Linked DNA regions of Homo sapiens: region 2 is linked to region 1. A link is an interaction called in ENCODE POLR2A ChIA-PET data of the cell type or tissue named here. Cell type or tissue: OCI-LY7. All regions are shown on one strand. Links, peaks and the distances in the headings refer to the core of each region. The heading gives the core; the rest is flanking DNA.

Region 1 (10,375 bases), core at 1,575-9,574:
TGTATGTTGGTTTTGTCCAAGATTCCTAGCCAATTATTTTCCTGTAGTTGAGTCCCTGACTGCCTCTCCTGTTTTACCTACACCCTCACTCAGCCCTAATGTCTCACCCTCAAGCCCCACAGAACTACATACAGCTGCCTGAAATTGCAATAATATTTCATGACACTGTGCTTTCATTAGCATTGTCTTGAGTGTTTTTCTTATTGCTTTCAGCTTGTCAGTCCCCCATTAATCCTTCAACACGGTTTACATGTTACCTTCTTTCAAAGCTTTTCCTGACCCCCTTACTACTCACCCTCTACTATCCATCCTGGAAGAACTGGCCCCTCTTCTCTCTGCCCTGTAGACTTAGCATAGACTGCTTTCACAGCACATATGTTGTTTCATAATTTCCCATTTTTACTCCTATCTCCTTCCTTTTATTATTATTGTATCATAACTACTTGAGGTCAGGTCCCTTGCCTCTCTCATCTGTGGTTCTCAACTGCCCCAAAGTTTGAGACATATGTCTTGCTTTGTATTATATTTAGAGACTTCTCCATAGCCACAAGAATGTAAAGTCTTTGAAGGCAAGGAGTATGGATTTTTTTTTTTTTTTTTTTTTTTTTTTTGAGATGGAGTCTCACTCTGTCGCCCAGGCTGGAGTGCAGTGGTGCGATCTCGGCTCACTGCAAGCTCCGCCTCCCGCGTTCACGCCATTCTCCTGCCTCAGCTTCCTCAGTAGCTGGGACCACAGACGTCCGCCACCACGCCTGGCTAATTTTTTGTATTTTTAGTAGAGATGGGGTTTCCTCGTGTTAGCCAGGATGATCTCGATCTCCTGACCTCGTGATCTGCCCGCCTCGGCCTCCCAAAGTGCTGGGATTACAGGCGTGAGCCGCCGTGCCCGGCCTTTTTTTTTTTTAAACTTTTATTAAGTTCAGGGGTACAAGGGCAGGTTTGTTACGTAAGTAAACTTATGTCATGGGAGTTTGTTGTATAGATTATTTCATCACCCAGGTATAAGCCTAGTACCCGTTAGTGATTTTTCCTTATCCTCTCCCTCCTCCCACCCTCCACACTCCAATAGACCCCAGTGTGTGTTGTTCCCCTCTATGTGTCCATGTGTTCTCATCATTTAGCTCCCACTTATAAGTGAGAACATGTGGTATTTGGTTTTCTGTTCCTGTGTTAGTTTGCTCAGGATAATGGCCTCGAGCTCCATCCACATTCCTGCAAAGGACGTGATCTCATTCCTTTTTATGGCTGCATAGTATTCCATGGGGTGTATATATCACATTTTCTTTATTCAGTCTATCACTGATGGGCATTTAGCTTGATTCCATGTTTTTGCTATTGTGAGAAGTGCTGTAATGAGCATTTGTGTGCATATGACTTTATAATAGAAGGATTTATATTCCTTTGGTTATATACCAAGTAATGGGATTACTGGGTGAAATGGTATTTCTGGTTTTAGATTCTTGGGGAATCACCACACTGTCTTCCACAATGGTTGAACTAATTTACACTCCCACCAACAATGTGTAAGCATTCCTTTTTCTCCACAACCTCGCTAGCAACTGTTATGTTTTGACTTTTTAATTATAGCCATCCTGACTGGTGTAAGATGGCATCTTGTAGTTTTGATTTGCATTTCTCTAATGGTCAGTGCTATTGAGCTTTTTTCCATATGATTGTTGGCCACATGTATGTCTTCTTTTGAAAAGTGTCTGTTCATGTTCTTTGCCCACTTTTTTATGGGATTGTTTGTTTTCTTCTTGTAAATTTGTTTAAGTAAGGAGTATGTTTAATTTATATTTGTACTACTTTGCTTCTATTCAGTCAACATTTTCAGTATGAGCAAATAAAGAACAATTTCCATACTCAGGCCAGGTGAGCCTTGAAATCATGGAAACTGGCTCATTTATGCCAACATAGTAATTCCCAGTGCTTACTTACCTGGCATTGGCCTGGCATCTTTGCTTCAAGGAAGAGACTCATTTAGATTCCACCTGTTTCCCCATCCCCTTTCTATTAATCTTCTATACTTTTTCAAGTTGTCAGGAGAAATATTTTAAAAGGACCCCAGTCGGGAGGGGAGGTGTGGGCAAATTTTCATCCTCGGACTTTCTTCCAGCTGCCTCTGGTTCATTTCACTTTTCACATCGTCTGGCCTTCTTCCCTTCCTGGCCCTGCCTTGGCTTCTGCGGCTTGACTCCTGTGTTCAGCCTGGTCCTCTAATATGCGTACTCTCGTTTCGACCAGCCACCACCCATCCAATTTTCTGTCCTTCAGCTTCACAACACAGCCATGTGTAAGAGGTGCCCTTTCCACATATGCCACCATGGTCCCAAGGAGCCCATTCAGGTCTTGCTCAGCCCTCGCCTGACTCTCGCTCAAAAGAGAAAAATAAGTCCGTCAGAGCTCTGAATTCCCACTGTGAGGCCTCCACTCACTGCAAAGTAGCATTCCCACCTGATTAGTCACTTGAATTGGATTTCATGAGTAGGATGGAGGCATTGGTTTCATGTTGCACTGTAACATGGGTTACAGTGTAAGATGGGTTAACTTTATTAAACATATTGGTATGTTGTAAATATGTATGACTCCTTAGAAACCATCAGTTCGCCAAGTCATACTGAGTCATTCTTCTGGAGGAGAGCTGAGGGGTTAATTAAAAACAGCTGCATCTAGGCCGGGCACGGTGGCTCACGCCTGTAATCCCAGCACTCTGAGAGGCCGAGGCAGGCAGATCGCGAGGCCAGGAGACCGAGACCATCCTGGCTAATACGGTGAAACCCCGTCTCTACTAAAAAATACAAAAAATTAGCCGGGCGTGGTGGCGGGCGCCCGTAGTCCCAGCTAATCAGGAGGCTGAGGCAGGAGAATGGCGTGAACCCGGGAGGTGGAGCTTGCAGTGAGCCGAGATTGTGCCACCGCATTCCAGCCTGGGTGATAGAGCGAGACTCCTTCTCAAGACAAACAAACAAACAAACAAAAAACAAAAACCAAAAACCAAAACAGCTGCATCTAATCATGCACTAGCATGATATACTTCCTTCTTGGACAGCACAGGTAAGACAGAACTCACAAAACAAAAAGGAGGCCTTCCATGGAGACGGGAGTTCTCCAGAAGGAAGATGAGCTCTAGTAGAGTATGACTATCTGAGAATCAGAAAAGAATCGGACCAAGCAATTGGCCATAGTTAAGTACAAAAGTTGTCCTAATGTGGCATTAAACAAGAAGAAAATATTGAGATTAAAGACAAAAAGCATGATTAGTTATATAAAGTATGAACAGTGTGCCTTTTCTGTTTAAATTCTTTCTTTCTTTCTATGACTTGGTATTGCTTATGTTATCCACATTTTAAAGTTAATTTAAAAATAGTGTGCATTAACTGAAGTTAAAATTATGAGTTTCTTTTCTTTTTCTTTTCTCTTTTTTTTTTTTTTTTTTTGAGACAGAGTCTCACTCTGTTGCCCAGGCTGAAGTGCAGTGGTGCGATCTCGGCTCACTGCAACCTCTGCCTCCCAGGTTCAAGCGATTCTCCCACCTCAGCCTCCCGAGTAGCTGAGATTACAGGCATGCACCACCATGCCCAGCTAATTTTTTATGTTTAGTAGAGACGGGGTTTACCTATGTTGGTCAGGCTGGTCTCGAACTCCTGACCTCAGGTGATCCACCTGAGTGCTGGGATTATAGGCGTGAGCCACCGCGCCCAGCCTATTTTCTTAAACAATTTTTTTAAATTAATCTTTTATTTTATTGTGGTTAGAACATTAAATAGGAGATCTACCTTCTTAACAAATTTTAAGTGTACAATATATTATTATTGACCATAGGTATGGTGTTGTACAGCAGATCTCTAGAGCTTACTTAACTGAAACTTGATGGGTGTTAATTAATAACTCTCCATTTCCCAGTGCCCCATCCCCTAGTAACTACCATTTCAGTCTTTGATTTTCTGAATTTCACTATTTCAGATACCTCATGTAAGTGGAATCAGGCAGTATTTGTCTTTCTGTTTCTGACTTACTTTGCTTAGCATAATGTCCTCAAGGTCTATCAATGTTGTTGCACATTGTAGAATTTCCTTCTTTTTTTTTTGGAGACGGAATCTTGCTCTGTTGCCCAGGCTGGAGTGCAGTGGTGCCATCTCAGCTCACTGCAACCTCCACCTCCGAGGTTCAAGCGATTCTCCTGCCTCAGCCCCCCGAGTAGCTAGGACTACAGGCGCACACCGCCAACCCTGGCTGATTTTTTGTATTCTAGTAGAGATGGGGTTTCGCCATGTTGCCCAGGCTGGTCTCCAACTCCTGAGCTCAGGCAGTCCTTCCGCCTCGGCCTTCCAAAGTGCTTGGATTACAGGTGTGAGCCACTGCGCGCCTGGCCGAATTTCCTTCTTTTTTAAGACTGAATAGTATTCCATTGTTCATATATGCTCCTTTTTTTTTTTTTTTTTTTTTTTTTGAGATGGAGTCTCGCTCTGTCCCCCAGGCTGGAGTGCAGTGGCACGATCTTGGCTCACTGCAAGCTCTGCCTCCGAGGTTCACGCCATTCTCCTGCCTCAGCCTCCTGAGTAGCTGGGACTACAGGTGCCTGCCACCACGCCCGGCTAATTATTTTGTATTTTTAGTAGAGACGGGGTTTCACCGTGTTACCCAAGATGGTCTCGATCTCCTGACCTCGTGATCCGCCCACCTCGGCCTCCCAAAGTGCTGGGATTACAGGCGTGAGCCACTGCACCTGGCCTATATATACTACATTTTTAAAACCATCCACCTGCTGATGGACATTTAGGTTGTTTCTACACTTTAGCCATTGTGAACAGTGCTGCAATGAACATGAGGGTGCTAATGTCTCTTCAAGATCCTGATTTCAATTCTTTTGGGTATATACACAGAAGGGGGATTGCTGGATTACACAGTAGTTCTATTTTTAATTTTTTGAGAAACTACCATACCATCTTCCATAGCAGCTGCACTACTTTGCATTCCTACCAACAGTGTGCAAGGGTTCCAATTTCTCTACATCCTTGCCAACACTTGTCGTTTGTTTTTTTTGTTTGTTTGTGTGAGACAAGGTCTTGCTCTGTTGTGCAGGCTGGAGTGCAGTGGTCCCATCAAAGCTCGCTGCAGCCCCAACCTCCTGGGCTCATGCTATCCTCCCACCTTAGCCTCCTGAATAACTGGGTCCACAGGCGCACACCACTATGCCTGGCTAATTTTTTTTTTGTTGTTTTTTGTAGAGACAAGGTCTCACTATATTGCCCAGGCTGGTCTTAAACTCCTGAGCTCAAGCAATCCTCCTGCCTCAGCCTCCTAAAGTGCTGTGATTACAAGGGTAAGCCACCATCCCCAGCCTGTCCTTTGTCTTTTTTAAAAAAATTATAATAACCATCCTAACAAGGGCGAGGTGATAAGCTTAGGCTTTTCACGTCATATTTATAAAATCATTGTCAAGACTGGTGTCTTGAAGCTTTTCTTCTGTTTTCTTCTAGGAGTTTCATAGATTCAGGTTTTAAGTCTTTAATCCATTTTGAGTTGATTTTTGTGTATGGAGTAAGTCCAATTTCATCCTTTTACATGTGGATATCCACTTTTCTCAGTACCATTTGTTGAAGAGACTGTCCTTTTCCTAGGTGTATACTCTTGGTACCCTTGTCAAAGATCAATTGATTGTGTATGTACGTGGTTTATTTCTGGACTCTATTTCCTTATGCCTTTGTGTATAAACAACAGGGATCTATTACTTCTTTTTTTTTTTTTTTTTTTTTTTTTTGAGATGGAGTCTCGATCTGTTGCCAGGCTGGAGTGCAGTGGCATGATCTTGGCTCACTGCAACCTCTCCCTCCCGGGTTCAAGCAATTCTCCTGCCTCAGCCTCCTGAGTAGCTGGGAATGTAGGTTCGTGCCACCACTCTCAGCTAATTTTTTGTATTTTAGTGGAGCTGGGGTTTCACCATATTGGCTAGGATGGTCTCAATCTCTTGAACTTGTGATCTGCCCGCCTTGGCCTTCCAAAGGCATCTATTACTTCTACGAGTAGAAAACTAAATTTAGTAATTTTATTTGCCATCATATCAGAATATAAATCTGTATTGCTTTGCTATTTTTGTTTTTCATCCACAAAGTGTTAAGTTCCTATGCTTCACTATAATATCCAAACAATGAAAGTATACATGGTTTTCTTTTCCTTTTTTTTTTTTTTTTTTTTAAGAGACAGAGTATCGCTCTCTCGCCCAGGCTGGAGTGCAGTGGCGCCATCTCGGCTCACTGCAAGCTTTGCCTCCCAGGTTCACACCATTCTCCTGCCTCAGCCCCCTGAGTAGCTGGGACTGCAGGCGCCCGCCACAATGCCCGGCCAATTTTTTGTATTTTTAGTAGAGATGGGGTTTCACCGTGTTAGCCAGGATGGTCTTGATCTCCTGACCTTGTGATCCGCCCGCCTCGGCCTCCCAAAGTGCTGGGATTACAGGCGTGAGCCACTGTGCCCGGCTGAAACTATATACGGTTTTCTTTACAGCTTCCCCTGTAGCTTAAGCTGCATCATCTACTGCTTGTTGCTAAGGGAAGCCAAGTCAGGCTGTTCATGTTTATGTGATTATTGACTGAACCAAAGTTTATCTCATTTGCGGACTGCCAGGTGACCCATAAAATCATAGCACTTTGTTGAGGGAGGTCCCTGTCTCACTGAAGTAGCTAGTTGCTAGTATTTCTGTCAGATTTTGGACCAGAAAATATGGTGAGAATTTTCTAGCTTGGGATGAAAGAAAAATGGAAGATTCATGCAAAGGGAAATAGAGACTGTATGGTCAAGAGAGAGCTGAGACATCTAGATTTGCCTTGATTATTTGCAACCTTCCTAACAGTAAGTGATACGTAAGGCGGTCTAATGAAATCTGTTTCTTGCAATCAAGAGAGTCTACTAGTTCCTTGCTGCTCAAAGTGTGGTCCACAGACCAGTAGCATTGGCAGCATCTGGATGCTTGTTGGAAAAGCTTGTCTTAGATCCCACTCCAGGCCTATTGTATCAGAAGCTGCATTTCAGCAAGGTCCCCAGGTAATTTACATGCACATTAAAGTTTGAGAAGCTCCATTCTAGTATACCTAGTGTAGCAGACTTCTGTTATTTTTCCATGTCCATTCTCTCCTACTTCCATAACAATAGAATATCAACTGGTCACACGGGTGAGTTCCCAGCTCCACATTTAGGTACCTCCCCTCCAGCTGAGTGAGACTACATTCTGGCCAATGGGATTGAAGGAGTGATGGGAGCTACTTCCAAGTCTTGTCTTTAAAATAATTAGATCTTTCCTAGCTGTGAGATGGGGAGAACTGCGGCAACCACTTTGGACCCATAGGTAGGAGTCAGAAGTTGAGGATGTCATGGCCACCTACTAGCCACGAGTAGGCTGCCCACCTACCTCTGGACTGTTATTTAAGAGAGGAACAAACATCTTTCTTGTTTCAGTCATTGTAAATTGGGATGTCTTTAGCTCAGCAGCTCAACATGTACACTAACAAATAGACTAAAATGAACAGAGCTAGATGAGCAAGGGGACAAAGTGTGATTCACAGATCTCAGAATCAAATATTTAACTCATTAATAGTGCTGGAAGCAGCATTGCATCTCTCTGCTCATGTCGCCTACGTTGAAATGGGCATGAAGTGATTAAAAAGCAAACCCCTAGTGGGAGTAGAAATGCAGCTCAGAAATAACCATAGAATCATTGGTTTTTGATTAATGGGCAAAGATTGTCTGATATTGATTCTCACACAGAGGTTGTTTCTTTCTTTCCTAAAAAAGCTGAGCATCAATAAACCTTTATTCAGCCAAGATCAGTTGGGTTTTCAGGATGTGTAGGATGCATATTCCATATAATCCGTTCAATTTACATAATCCCAACTTCTAGATTTAGATAAATCTCCAGCTTTGCAAATCAGAACAGAAATAAAATTTATAATTTATAAGGTTTTTTCTTTTTTTTTTTTGGGACAGAGTCTCAACTCTATCACCCACATGTAATCTTGGCTCACTGCAACCTCTGCCTCCCAGGTTCAAGCAATTCCCATGCCTCAGCCTCCCGGGTAGCTGGGACTACAGGCCTGCACCACCACACCCAGCTGATTTTTGTATTTTTAGTAGAGACAGGCTTTCACCATGTTGGCCAGGCTAGTCTCGAAATCCTGGCCTCAAGTGATCTGCCCCCCTCAGCCTCCCAAAGTGTTGGAATTACAGGGGTGAGCCACCATGCACAAAGTTTATTTTTAGAAATATGAACTTCTGGCCAGGCACAGTGGCTCACTCCTGTAATCCCTGCACTTTGGGAGGCTGAGGTGGGCGGATCACCTGAGGTTAGGAGTTCGAGACCAACCTGGCCAACATGATGAAACCCTGTCTCTACTAAAAACACAAAAAATTAGCTAGGCATAGTGGGAGCGCCTGTAATCCAAGCTACTCGGGAGGCCTGAGGCAGGAGAATCACTTGATCCCAAGAGGCGGAGGTTGCAGTGAGCTGAGATGGCACCACTCCACTCCAGGTTGGGCAACAAGAGCAAAACTCCATTTCAAAAAAAAAAAGAACTTCTAGCAATGTTCGTCAGAGAATTTGCAGTAACTCATGACTCTACTATGTTATAAGGAAATAACCAAATCCATGTGTGACTTGGAGCATTTTGAGACACAGAATTGCTGAACTACTTGGAACCAGGATGACCAAACAGAAACTCATACCAATCCAGGGATGGAGATATTTTCTTAATCATTCTTGGCTAAAAGTTTTATTAATGCCTTAGTGTAGAGTTGTAAGAGGTAAAATACCAGATGCATAATACTGGATGTATAATTATTATACATCTTAATTGTACTTTGTGCTGTTTTTACAGTTATGTTTAGGGACATTGTCAAGAATAGGCAGACACATTAACTAGCACCCATTACTGACTGGGGTGTAAGCAAGTCTCAGCCCTGTTTCTTTGGTACACAAAACTCCCTTGTCTCTACTGCAAGTGCCTGTTGAAGTTGGAGCCAGAGAATACTGAAAAGGAAATGATAACTGTGATTTATCCCCTTTTCTGGATCCTTTCTGAGGCTGAGCACTCCGTGAAAAATCTCACCTGCCAAAGAATACCTGGCCTTTGTCTCTATATTCTATTCTCTCCTGTGTCACCTTCCTATTTTCAATTTCTCATTCTTTCTCTTTGTCAAGGTTTCTTTAATAGTGCCCTGAACCTTTGGGAGTAAACTCAGTCATCTTTTCTCCTCTAGATAGGGTGATTTTATTGCCTTTTTTCTGAGTTCTCAGGTATGAAGATGAGACCAGTTTATGACTAAAACAGATTGAAGGTTATTTTAAATACTTATTACTTAGTACCCTTGTCCAAAATCAAACTCATTTATTATTGCTTTTATTTCTAATTTGAGAGCAATTTTTATCCTGTCTTTGAACTATTGGCCAAGATACTACAACAATAAGAAGTAACCACTGTATCACACTTCACAGTTTATAAAATGCTTTTCAGGCCAGGCCTAGTGGCTCACACCCTTAATCCCAGCACTTTGGGAGGCTGAGGTGGGAGGATTGCTTGAGTTCAGGAATTCGAGGCCAGCCTGGGCAGCACAGAAAGACCCCATCTCTAAAAAAAAAAAAATCAGCCCACCATAATGGCACATGCCTGTGGTCCCAGCCACTTGGGAGACTGGGGTGCAAGGGTAGCTTGAACCGAGGAGGTTGAGACTGGAGTGAGCCATGATTGCAACACTGCACTCCAGCCTGGCCAACAGACCAAGACCCTCAGTAAAAAAATAAAAATAATAAAAATTAAAATAAAATGCTTTTCATATACCTTCCTTTTGAATTCTCAAAGCTGCCCTGTGAGACAAGTATTATTGTTATTACTCTTTTTTACAGGTGTGTAAATTGAGACTTTAGACGGCTAATTTGCTCAAGACACAAAGCTAGAGACTCAGGTGGTTTTATCTCAATTCAAGCTCTGTTACCATGTTTAATATGATCATGATGACTACCATTATCACCACTGATATGGTTAGGCTTTGTGTCCCCACCCAAATCTCATCTTGAATTGTAATCCTCATTGATATGGTTTGGCTGTGTCCCTGCCCTAATCGCAACTTGAATTATATCTCCCAGAATTCCCACATGTTGTGGGAGGGACCCAGGGCGAGGTAATTGAATCATAGAGCCAGTCTTTCCTGTGCTAGTCTCATGATAGCGAGTAAGTCTCATGAGATCCGATGGGTTTATCAGGAGTTTCTACTTTTGCTTCTTTCTCATATTCTTTTGCCACCACCATGTAAGAAGTGCCTTTTGCCTCCAGCCATGATTCTGAGGCCTCCTCAGCCATGTGGGACTGTAAGTCCAATTAAACCTCTT
Region 2 (10,375 bases), core at 1,466-9,465, 54 kb after region 1:
AACTACAAATCCCGGAGATACCAGGCAAGAATGAGGCGAGGAAAAGAAACAATATTTGAATTCTTTACTCTCTGGGAGATCAATGATCACCTTCTGAACGTCCTTCCTCCTTTGCTCTCATTATCCATCATTCGGCTTAGAGACTTGGGGAATGGAGAACCATGAGTATTATTTTAAAAATCCTTTTCTGGCTGCTTATCCCACTTTCCCTGCGAAGTTTCTCATCCTTTCCTTCCCTCCCTCCCTTTGTTGTAGGAAAATCTGGGTTCTTGTCACACAACCAGCAAAGATTAGGCTCACAAACGCTTTGAAGGGTGAGGGGGATGGAATTTATTGGGCAAAAAGGAAAAAGGAAAAGCATGCAGCAAAGTGAGAGAGGGGTTCCTGTTAACAGGACATCATCTCACAGATTGAATCCCAGGTTCCCACACAGGAACAGGAGGGACCAGGCTCCTTCCCCCTGCAAACAGCATGAACTTCCATGGCTCCACCCTGTTCTTCCCATGCACAGGCCGGTTGGAGGTTCTCCAGGGACCCCTTTATACTTAGGTGTCTTGCCTGCCTGCCCTGCCTGCCTCCCTCCCTCCCTCTTTCGAAAAATCATTATTATTAGTTTGAGTACATACATACAAGTATCCCAGAACCTGCCAAAATGCAGTATAAATGTTACCTAAATGTCCCATCTTGAAAGGAACTTTAGAGAATTAAACTTTAACATGGTTTTCTATCAACTGTGATTTCCTTTTTAGAGATTAGCCTACTCTTCTTACCCGAAGTTTTCATGGTATTTTTTAAACCTTGACCTTGGAAATTCTGATTTCTACCCTGCTTGAAATAATGTAAAACTTAAAAACCCACTCACAAATTTTTGAAACTCAAAAATCATGAGTTTGATCTGATTCACGTCTTCTACAATACAATAAATTTTTAGGTGAAAGACTGATAAGGAGGAAAATGTTGTTTCCAGGTTGGTCAGAACTTTAGGAGGATGTATTTACTGCATTTTTCTACCTATACTCATGTCAGATGTACATACATACATGAGACTAGTAAGTGAGACCTGTCAGAAGAACTCAGAGAAACAGAGTAGCCCTTCCCTTCAACGTGGTTTCTATCAACCATGATTTCCTTTTCAGAGATTGGTCTACTCTTCTTACCTGAAGTTTTAAAAACATAAACAGAAGACCACACTCCCTGAAAACAATTGCCTGACACTGATTATTTTTTCCTGAAACACAAGTCTGTAGGAAAAAAAAAACAAAATACCCAAAAACGAAAAAAAAAATAAATAAATAAACACCACGCTCCTCATCTCAATTCTAAAGAAAAGTCTCTGCGTTGGCTTGGAATTCTGTAAGCTCAGCGTCCTCCAGGCCAGACGGAAACATGAGGCTTCAAATGTTTCTAGAGCTGGCTTGGGTCAGTCAAATAAGTCTCTCAGAAGTGGAATAATTAAGAATAAGTACTTTGAGAGTGCATTCACATCTTTTATCACTTAGACGTAACTAACGGTTCCTTTACAGAGCCATCCTTTTTCTTTTCCTGAACGTGTAATCTGACATTCATTAGGATGAAAAAGCTTAAAATGTGTTCCTGAATGAATAGCGGTTCAGAATTCAGAAGAGGAGACCGGCTTTCACAGAAATGTGCTGATTGTTTAGTTGTAAAATAATGAGTCAAGGGAACAGGGACATATACTGTTCAGTCCAGCTCATAGCGTGTGGCTGCCAGCTCACCAAAAGAGATCACATAGTTTGGCCCGGCAAAGGACCAGACCACAGCCAGGGACTGCAGGGGTAGTGAGGAGGGCATGCGGCTGAAACATACCAGCTCCAGCTCTGCAGAGCCCAGCAGCGGGATCTGGGAGACGCTGCCGGACAAAGAGTGTTCATTACCTTCCAGCCAAACCGCTCTGTGCTCCTCGGAGCCAGCCTTCTTCTGAGCAAGGCCCTTAACACCCCTTCTTGTTGAGCTGCCTCTGCTCTCCCTGGATCCTCTTGGCTTAGCACCTCTCCAGCCCCTCCCAACTGGACCTCTCCTGGGACAGCATGTGCTCTGCATGGAATAACAAGGTTAAATGGACAAGGCTGAATGGCCCTGTGATGGGGAGTGCCTTTAAGCCACATGACGGAAATGAAACAGGAGCCATAATGACCATGACTGGAGGAGAATCAGATTCTGGCCTGGCCTGGTTCTGTGAGATACCTTAAATCATACTTTCTGTAGCATCCCTTAAAGGTGGGTAGAGAGAAGGAGAGAGTTAAGTGTGGGTGCAGTCATCCTCAGGATGGTTGATCTCTAAATCTATTCTTGGGCAAAAGTTTAGAGAAAAGCTGAATCACTCAGCCCAGAGGAAGCCTGAGGAGGCATAAAGAAGTCTTGGAAATCCCCTGAAAAAAAGAATCAGGTAGAGTTTGATTTTTGTCTTTGTTGTCAAATTTTTGGCTCAGTCACAGTTGCAGCAACATGAGAGGTTCCAGGCAGAAAGGAGCAGCCAGTTATTAGGAGGTGGAATTTTACACATGGTAAAACCTGGTGTAGAAGCTAGAAAAAGGAGAGCAGACAGGTCTAAGGAAGTGCTCCGGTCGGGGAAATCAGAGGGGAGCCCCAGCATGGGCCAGTGGGTCACCGTTCTCAGCAAACAGGGGTATGAAACTCAGAAAGTGGTTAGGTGTACAAAATCACCTTAATGAACCAACCTGCAGGCAGGCAGCCTCAGTGAGGTTGCTGAAGAGCTTGAGTATTGGAAGGTAAGGCAAGGGAAAGCAGTTGCTCAAAGCAGACTCCAGGAAGCTATAAATGCTGTAATAGAAAAACAAAGCGGCAAGTCACAGACCCTGCAAGCTTTGATAAACCAGGTGATCGGCAAGAACTAAAAGCTGGAAACTGATGTCAAGTCCAGATTTAGGGAGTGGCTGGGAGTGAGACCCAAGGCAAGCTAAGCTGCAGACTTTGGTGGTTCTTCCAAACAGGAAGATCTTGATCCAGAGGCAACTTTCACTCCAGCTAGGAAGCCTCTTAGATAAGATAAGTCTATTACTTTTTTTTTTTTTAACAACAAATATGCTATGCAAATAAGTTTTGGGAAATGATACATTATTCTCCATAACCTCTTACCTGGACTATTGCAGCAGCTTCTTACCTTGTCTCCCTGCATTTGTTCTTCCTTCCTGAAAGCCCTTTGCTCATACAGCTGCCAAAGCCATTCTTCTAAAACACAAGTCTGGTCATATCTCTCTGTCTAAATCTTTCCACTGGCTGACTATTATCATAATTTCCCAAAGTGCTTTAGTGAATACAAGTTCTGTGAAAAGCATGTGAAGTAATTAGCCAAAGAAGGATGTGTAGTCAGATAAGTTGGGAACTCTACAGGTTGCATTCCTTTTCTTAGAGGTTTCCAATGGAGATATGCATTTTAAAGTCTCTGAGAAGTCCCACAACAACTTATTGAATGATAAATGTTTCAACAATTTGTTGAAAGTAATTAAAACCCAATACTTTGCAGGCAGTTTTAACCATGGGGCACCTTTTCTTTTTCTTTTTTTCCCATAAACTTTATTAACATTGATTGGAAATACTCTGAGAAATACTGAACTATGGTGGGGGGTGGGGGATCCATCTTGCTTAGCATGAAGTATATACAGGTCTTTTTGATGTGGCCTCTCCCTGTCTGTCTGTGCTGTTCATCTCTCATCAATCTTCTTCTTGGGTTTTATACTCTGGGAAAACACAGCAGACTGTTGTTCTCACACATATCACTATGTTTCAAATGTTTATTCTTTTTAATAAAAACATTTTCTTTGCATCTTCCCTAACCCTTATGAGTAAAATGTTTCTTATTTTTCAAAATCCTTTTCAGATATCACCTCCATAGGAAGCTGTCTCTCTGCTTTAGAGCAAGAATCAACAAACTTTTTCTGTAAAGAGCCAGATAGTGAGTATTTTAAGCCTTGAGACTCACACAGTCTCTGTTGCAACCCCTCAACTCTGCCATTGTAAAGCTATAGCAGCTACATACAATCCATACATAAACGGGCATGGCTGTGTTCCAATAAAACTTTATTTATGCACAAAGGCAGCAGGCTTGATTTGGGCATGGCCTGTAGATTATTGACCCTTGCTTTAGAGTTACACTTTATACATTTATCGCTGAGGCAAAAGTTAAGTCTCTAGATGTGAAAATCCGTGGCTTCCAAGTGAGAGCAGTATATGGATGTAGTTAGTTAGACTGGACACAAGGTTGGTGATACAGGTGAATCTGCCTAATGTAGCATATGATACTGCTTAGAGTTATTTTATTTTTAATTAATTAATTTATTTATTTTTGAGACAGTGTCTCACTCTGTCACCCAGGCTGGAGTGCAGTAGCGCAATGATAGCTCACTGCAGCCTTGACCTCCCTGGCTCAAGTGATCCTTCCACCTCAGTCTCCCGAATATCTAGGACTACAGGTGCACACCACCACACCCAGCTAATGTATTTTTGTGTGTGAATACAGGGTTTTGCCATGTTGTCCAGGCTAATCTCAAACTCCTGGGCTTAAGCGATCCACCCACCTCCACCTCCCAAAGGGCTGGGATTACAGGTGTGAGCCACATAGCCCAACCTAGAGTTATTTTAGATTCTCGTCATCCCAGTTAACTGAAAGAACTGCCTGCTAAAGGTAAGGTAAAATTAGAGACTCTTCTGTAATGTTGGTTTAGGAATCAGCCCTTGAAAAATATTGCTAAAGGCAAAAATGTCTATTATAAGTTGGCTGAGATATTATTTTAAGGGAAAAATTATGTCTAAAGTGCTAAGCCTTCATTAGCTGCTTAAAGAGAAACTCTACTCTTCTGAACTGCTGTCTGGAAAATAAAGTGAACTAGAACTGGTACATTAGCAAGAGAGAAATGTAATGGGCCCAGTGAAACGTATTGCCCCATCTGGGCCACAGTGCAGGATTGGCTGATGGGGATTGTCAGTGTTTGGGGGACAAGAACGGGGGTGAATCGGAAAGCTGGAAGAGAGGTGGATACCTGTCCTGGAATGGAAGTGACCAGAAGACATGACCAGGGGCTGTTCCTGGGGAAAATAGTAGGTAGGAATCTCTGGTTAAGTAAATTCAGGAAGTGAAATTCATTAGATGTCTGAGATTAAAACCTGACAGGAACAAACAAGCCATGGTAGGGTTTAGACAGAGGGGATTGCAAGGCATTGCATCAGAAGGCTGAATCCCTTTGTAATGGCAGAGTTTCAACTCCACAAAATGCTCCTTTTTGCCTTCTAGTCCTAACTTTCTGTATTGCCTGGTAATGGTGAAAATGGTGAATGACTAGCTATACATTAAATGTTCAGGCTCCCTGTCCATGGTATCCATGGTACAGAATTATTACAGGAACCTAATTTCCCAGCCTTTCTTGCTCATAGGTGGAGCTATGAGAGTAAGTTCAGGCCAATGGAATGTAGGTGGAAATGAATTACATCTCTTGGGCCTGACCCATAAAATCTCCCACTGGCTTCTCCACTGTTTCTCTACTCCATCTGCTGACTAGATTCGGGCAACTTCAGATATCATCTGTTAAAGGCAGCAAAGATTCTATAAAACTCAAGTCTTTGATGGATTCTGTGGAACAGAAAGAATCCCCTATCCATTCAAACATGTAAAACTACCAACATAAACTTCTGTTGTGTTAAGCCATTGAGATTTCAGAGTTTATCTATTATGGGAGGTAGCATCTGCTTGACAAGTACAAGCAGAAAATGAGCATTGCTGTAATAATTAAAGGAGCTCCACTCTATAAAGCAATTCTAGATAAGAACATGGAGCCCACTGAACCAGAAAACATAAGGAAGACACGTTTCCAAATATGCCATTATTTCCAATTTTCAATAAGTGTCACTTGCTTTAACAAATCACATTTTTGGAAATAAATTTTTATGTGTGTTACCATCTCTACTGTCAAATGAATCAACTGAAATATGACACTTCTTCTAGAAGCTTTAGGAAACAAACACCCAGAGGAATAAAAGTTTTAAAAAACGTAAAACCAAGCAAACGTGGGGAACATAGATGCCTCATTGCTCAAACCCAAAAAATGAAGTTAAGCCATTTATTTCCAGGTAGAAAATATCAGGAATAAGCCATTTGAACAATATGAGAACACAATTAGCCGGACCAATTATATTGTCTAAGGGACCGTTATCAGCAGGTTGATTTAGAAAACTACTCAATTTGCTTATCTACCTGCCAAAAAAGTCGTGGTGAAACTCATTTGAAAAGTAATTTAAATTTTTTTATTAAAAAATTTCATCTCTATTTTTTCTTCATAAAGGGGTCATTGGAACAGCATGATTCTTGAGGAAAGGTTTTCCTAGGTGAGATTATGTTTGTATCTTTATCATGAAGAAAAAAAAACCAGAATTGTTCATAAACTATGTGATATAAAATTCAGTTTGATCATTAAAGACAAGCTGTTCAGTTATAGATAATCAATCATAGCTTATTAGGCCACTCTGGATAAACACAACTTTGAAATGTCAATTAAATAGGTTTCCTAAGATATCCATTATTATAATGACACTAAAAATTATGATCATTTTCCAGGATTGAAACAGCGTAGTGTGGTAGTTAAGAATATAATCACTTTTGTTCATCAGGACACCTTTACAGAAGCGAAAAGGCAAAAGAGAGTAATAAATGATAATTACGGCAAAGGATTATTTGAGATATATATTTTCTTTTTTTTTTTTTTTTTTTGAGATGGAGTTTCGCTCTTGTTGCCTAGGCTGGAGTGCAGTGGTGTGATCTCAGCTCACTGCAAACTCTGCCGCCCGAGTTCAAGCGATTCTCCTGCGTCAGCCTCCTGAGTAGCTGGGATTACAGGTGCGCACCACCATGCCCAGCTAATTTTTTGTATTTTTAGTAGAGACGGAGTTTCACCATGTTGGCCAGGCTGGTCTTGAACTCCTGACCTCAGGTGATCCATCTGCCTCAGCCTCCCAAAGTGCTGGGATTACAGGCATGAGCCACCATGCCCAGCCAGGATACATATTTTCTAATAAAGGATTTGTGACAAACGATTTATTTAGGATATATAAAGACTTTTAAAACTCAGCAAAAGATGAACAACCCAGTAGAAAAATGGGCAAAAGAGGCTGGGCACAGTGGCTCACGCCTGTAATCCCAGCACTTTGGGAGGCCGAGGTGGGCAGATCACGAGGTCAGGAGATCGAGACCATCCTGGCTAGCACAGTGAAACCCCGTCTCTACTAAATATACAAAAACAAAATTAGATGGGTGTAGCAGTGGGTGCCTGTAGTCCCAGCTACTCGAGAGGCTGAGGTGGGAGAATGGCGTGAACCCAGGAGGTGGAGCTTGCAGTGAGCCGAGATCATGCCATTGCACTTCAGCCTGGGTGACAGAGCGAGACTCCGTCTCAAAAGAAAAAAAAAAAAAACAGAAAGAAAAATGGGCAAAAGATTAAAACAAGGCCCAGTGCGGTGGCTCATGCCTATAATCCCAGCATTTTGGGAGGCCGAGGGCGGGAGGATCACTTGTGTCTAGGAGTTCGAGACCAGCCTGGGCAACACAGTGAGACCCTGTCTCCACAAAAAAAACACAAAAATTAGCTGGGCATGGTGGTGCATGCCTGTAGGTTGGTAAGGTGGGAGGATTGCTTGTGCCTGGGAGGTCAGCTCCTTGGGAGGCTGAGGTGGGAGGATTGCTTGTGTCTGGGAGGCTGAGGTGGGAGGATTGCTTGTGCCTGGGAGGTCAAGGCTGCAGTGAGCCATGATTGCACCACTGCATTTAGCCCTGGTGACAGAGTGAGACCCTGTCTTAAAAACAAAAGAAAGTGATTTTCTTAACGTTGCTGGTTATCAGAGAGATGTAAATCTAAATCACAATATTATTATGCATCCAGCAGAAAGGCCAAAAATAAAAAGGCAAACAATACCAAGTGTTGGCGAGGATGTGAAATAACTGGACCTCTCATATGCTGCTAGTCAAAGTGTAAATTTGTATAAACACTTTGAAAACAATTTGATGTTTTCTAATAACATGAACATACACATGCCCTATGACCCAGCAATTATACTTTGAGACATATGTAATATGCTCAACAGAGAAATGTACATATGTGCACCAAAATACATGAATAAGAATCTTTATGGTAGAATTATTTTTCATAGCCCCAAACTGGAAGCTACTCAAATTTACCTCAACAGTAGAATGAACTGTAGTCTAGTCATATATTACAATACTATACAACACTAACAATAACATGGCTAATTCTTTACACATGGCAGGTTAACTTTTATAATCATAATGTTGAGTAAAAGAAGCCAGACCCAAAAGAAAAAATACTGTATAATTCAATTTATTAAAAAAATGAAATTAACCTGTGGTGTTAGGAGTCAGGATAGGACTTTTTTTCTGGGAGGGGATAAAAACTAGCAGGGGCACAAATGGAGGTTCTGGGGGCTGTCATGCTCCATTTCTTGATCTGGGTGCCAAGTGGGCTTACTTTATGAAATTTATGAAAATTAACTTAGCCCCACACTTATGATTTGTGCACTTTTCTCCATGTTGATTAGAAAAGGAGGAAAGAGTGTAGACGTTGGTGTCAAATTGCCTGGTTTCATATTATAGCTTTACTCCTTACTAATCAATGTCCTTGGGAAATTTATTTTACCTTTCTTTGTCTCGGGTTACTCATCTGTGAAATGGGGATTATATGATTACCTTCCTTTTAGACTATTAGGAGGATAAATGTGACCATGCACCCAAAGCTCATAAAAGAGTACTGGGCACATGTTTAGCATGTAATAAGTGTCAATTGTTGTAATAATTATCATTAACTCTCAAGAAGACTGGTTGATAAATATTATCTTACAATGTCACTTTTTCCAAGGTAAGAATAATTAGAATAACACAGAAAACCATTCAACATTTTTATTTTGCCTTAGTGTTTTTTAACTCCTTGACCTTCAAAAATAGGGAGTTTCTCAAAACCAACATGGACAACTCCCAAAGCAAAAAGAAAATTCATTTGAAAACTATGGTGTAGTCTGTCTCAACTAATATAAATATTATTGCCACACAAAGGACATCTGTAAGTAGGTACAGTGCCTGAGAAGAAGAAAAAAGATCAGGTTTCAATTATGTAAGGCATGAATTCTTATTTTAAAATGGTCAGTAATGCAATGCTCATACCTCAAGATGGAAGGAATTAGTCAATTTATCCTTGTGTGCAATGGGGTATGATTTTTTATTATGTAGATTTTAAAATTCATTAATAACATTTTAAATTTTTACCCTTCTGGTATACTAAGTTTTTACATCAGTATATAATCTAATATTTATAAGATCTCTACTATATTTTTGTATTAACCCCGATCTCATTTGTACACAAATTCATCCTGTGTTTGCTTTTATATAAAAAATTGGTTCAGAAAATTAAAACCCCAAACACCAATATTAGGTTAGGAAATTTAGACCATAACTTGGACTGTTTGTAATGTTAGTAGTTGATTTAGAGCTTTTGAAACACTGGTGTCCATATTTAAAATTAGGAAATTTAGTGTTATATTTCTATACTAACCATGAGAAACTTACAGTAAAAAAATCTCTTAGGCTTCGTGTACTTCCATCTTCCATCATTTGCACTGTGTGATAACTGTGTTTGCTTCAAAAGTTTATAGTCTGTTACTATTTTTCACTTTCTGTCAATTTTTATTTTCTAAGTGGAAAACCTCAAGAGGAAGGGATCATGTCTGTATTGTCAATTATTATATTACCAGTGGTTAGAACAGTGCCTGGAACATAGTAAGTGTTGAGTAGATATTTCTGGTAAAAGTGAATTAGTGTGAGAATGGGAGCTGTTCAGCCAAAATTCTTAAAGGGCACATGGCTCAAAAATAATAAATTGAAAATATAAAATGAAAATAATCAGGATTTTGAGTTCAGATTGATTTGTATAGTCTGGTGCTCTAATCATAGGAAAAACAAGGAAATTACTTCAAACGGTTCACAGATGTGGGATTTTCTTCATACTCTGATCTCTTTAATGTGACTCGAATGAGAGACTTGATGTGAAATAATCCACCAAAGGACCTTGGCTCACCAGAGAGAAGAGTGAAAGGCACCTTTTGTCTTTTATTCCAAGTCTGGAGGTGTCATCGTGGACAGACATAGGAAGGATGGCTTCACAAAAAGTGTTTCCCCAGGGTAGGCTGTGACAGCGTGGGGCAGGGAGTGGCCAGGAGGCCCTCAGTGAGGCTCCTTCAGAACTGCCTGTCACTTCCTATGGCAAGAAAATGTGGGCATGCTCACCAGAAGGATTTTCTGAACAAGGGCTATAGTAAAAGAAAGTTTTTTGAAATTATAATGTCT

What was found. Peaks named below come from ENCODE experiments on the same cell type or tissue, not always from the same donor. Only the 100,000 strongest peaks of a DNase experiment are listed, where the experiment ranks them.
Region 2: POLR2A ChIA-PET joins it to region 1 with 11 read pairs; 2 of 35 experiments call an interaction of 5 or more read pairs at or near these places.

The regions. Positions count from the first base shown.
Region 1 is chr9:16,961,881-16,972,255 of GRCh38, forward strand. No RefSeq gene overlaps it. Among named protein-coding and RNA genes, the nearest start is that of BNC2, 96 kb to the left of the region's middle. In OCI-LY7, for the core only: no CTCF peak of the experiment used is centred there; no DNase peak of the experiment used is centred there.
Region 2 is chr9:17,016,383-17,026,757 of GRCh38, forward strand. It overlaps LOC124902126 (a long non-coding RNA gene), which reads right to left and starts at 3,232. Exons shown (of 3, transcript XR_007061426.1): 1 at 3,143-3,232; 2 at 1,896-2,055. It overlaps LOC105375983 (a long non-coding RNA gene), which reads left to right. Exons shown (of 3, transcript XR_001746628.1): 2 at 3,860-3,934. In OCI-LY7, for the core only: no CTCF peak of the experiment used is centred there; no DNase peak of the experiment used is centred there.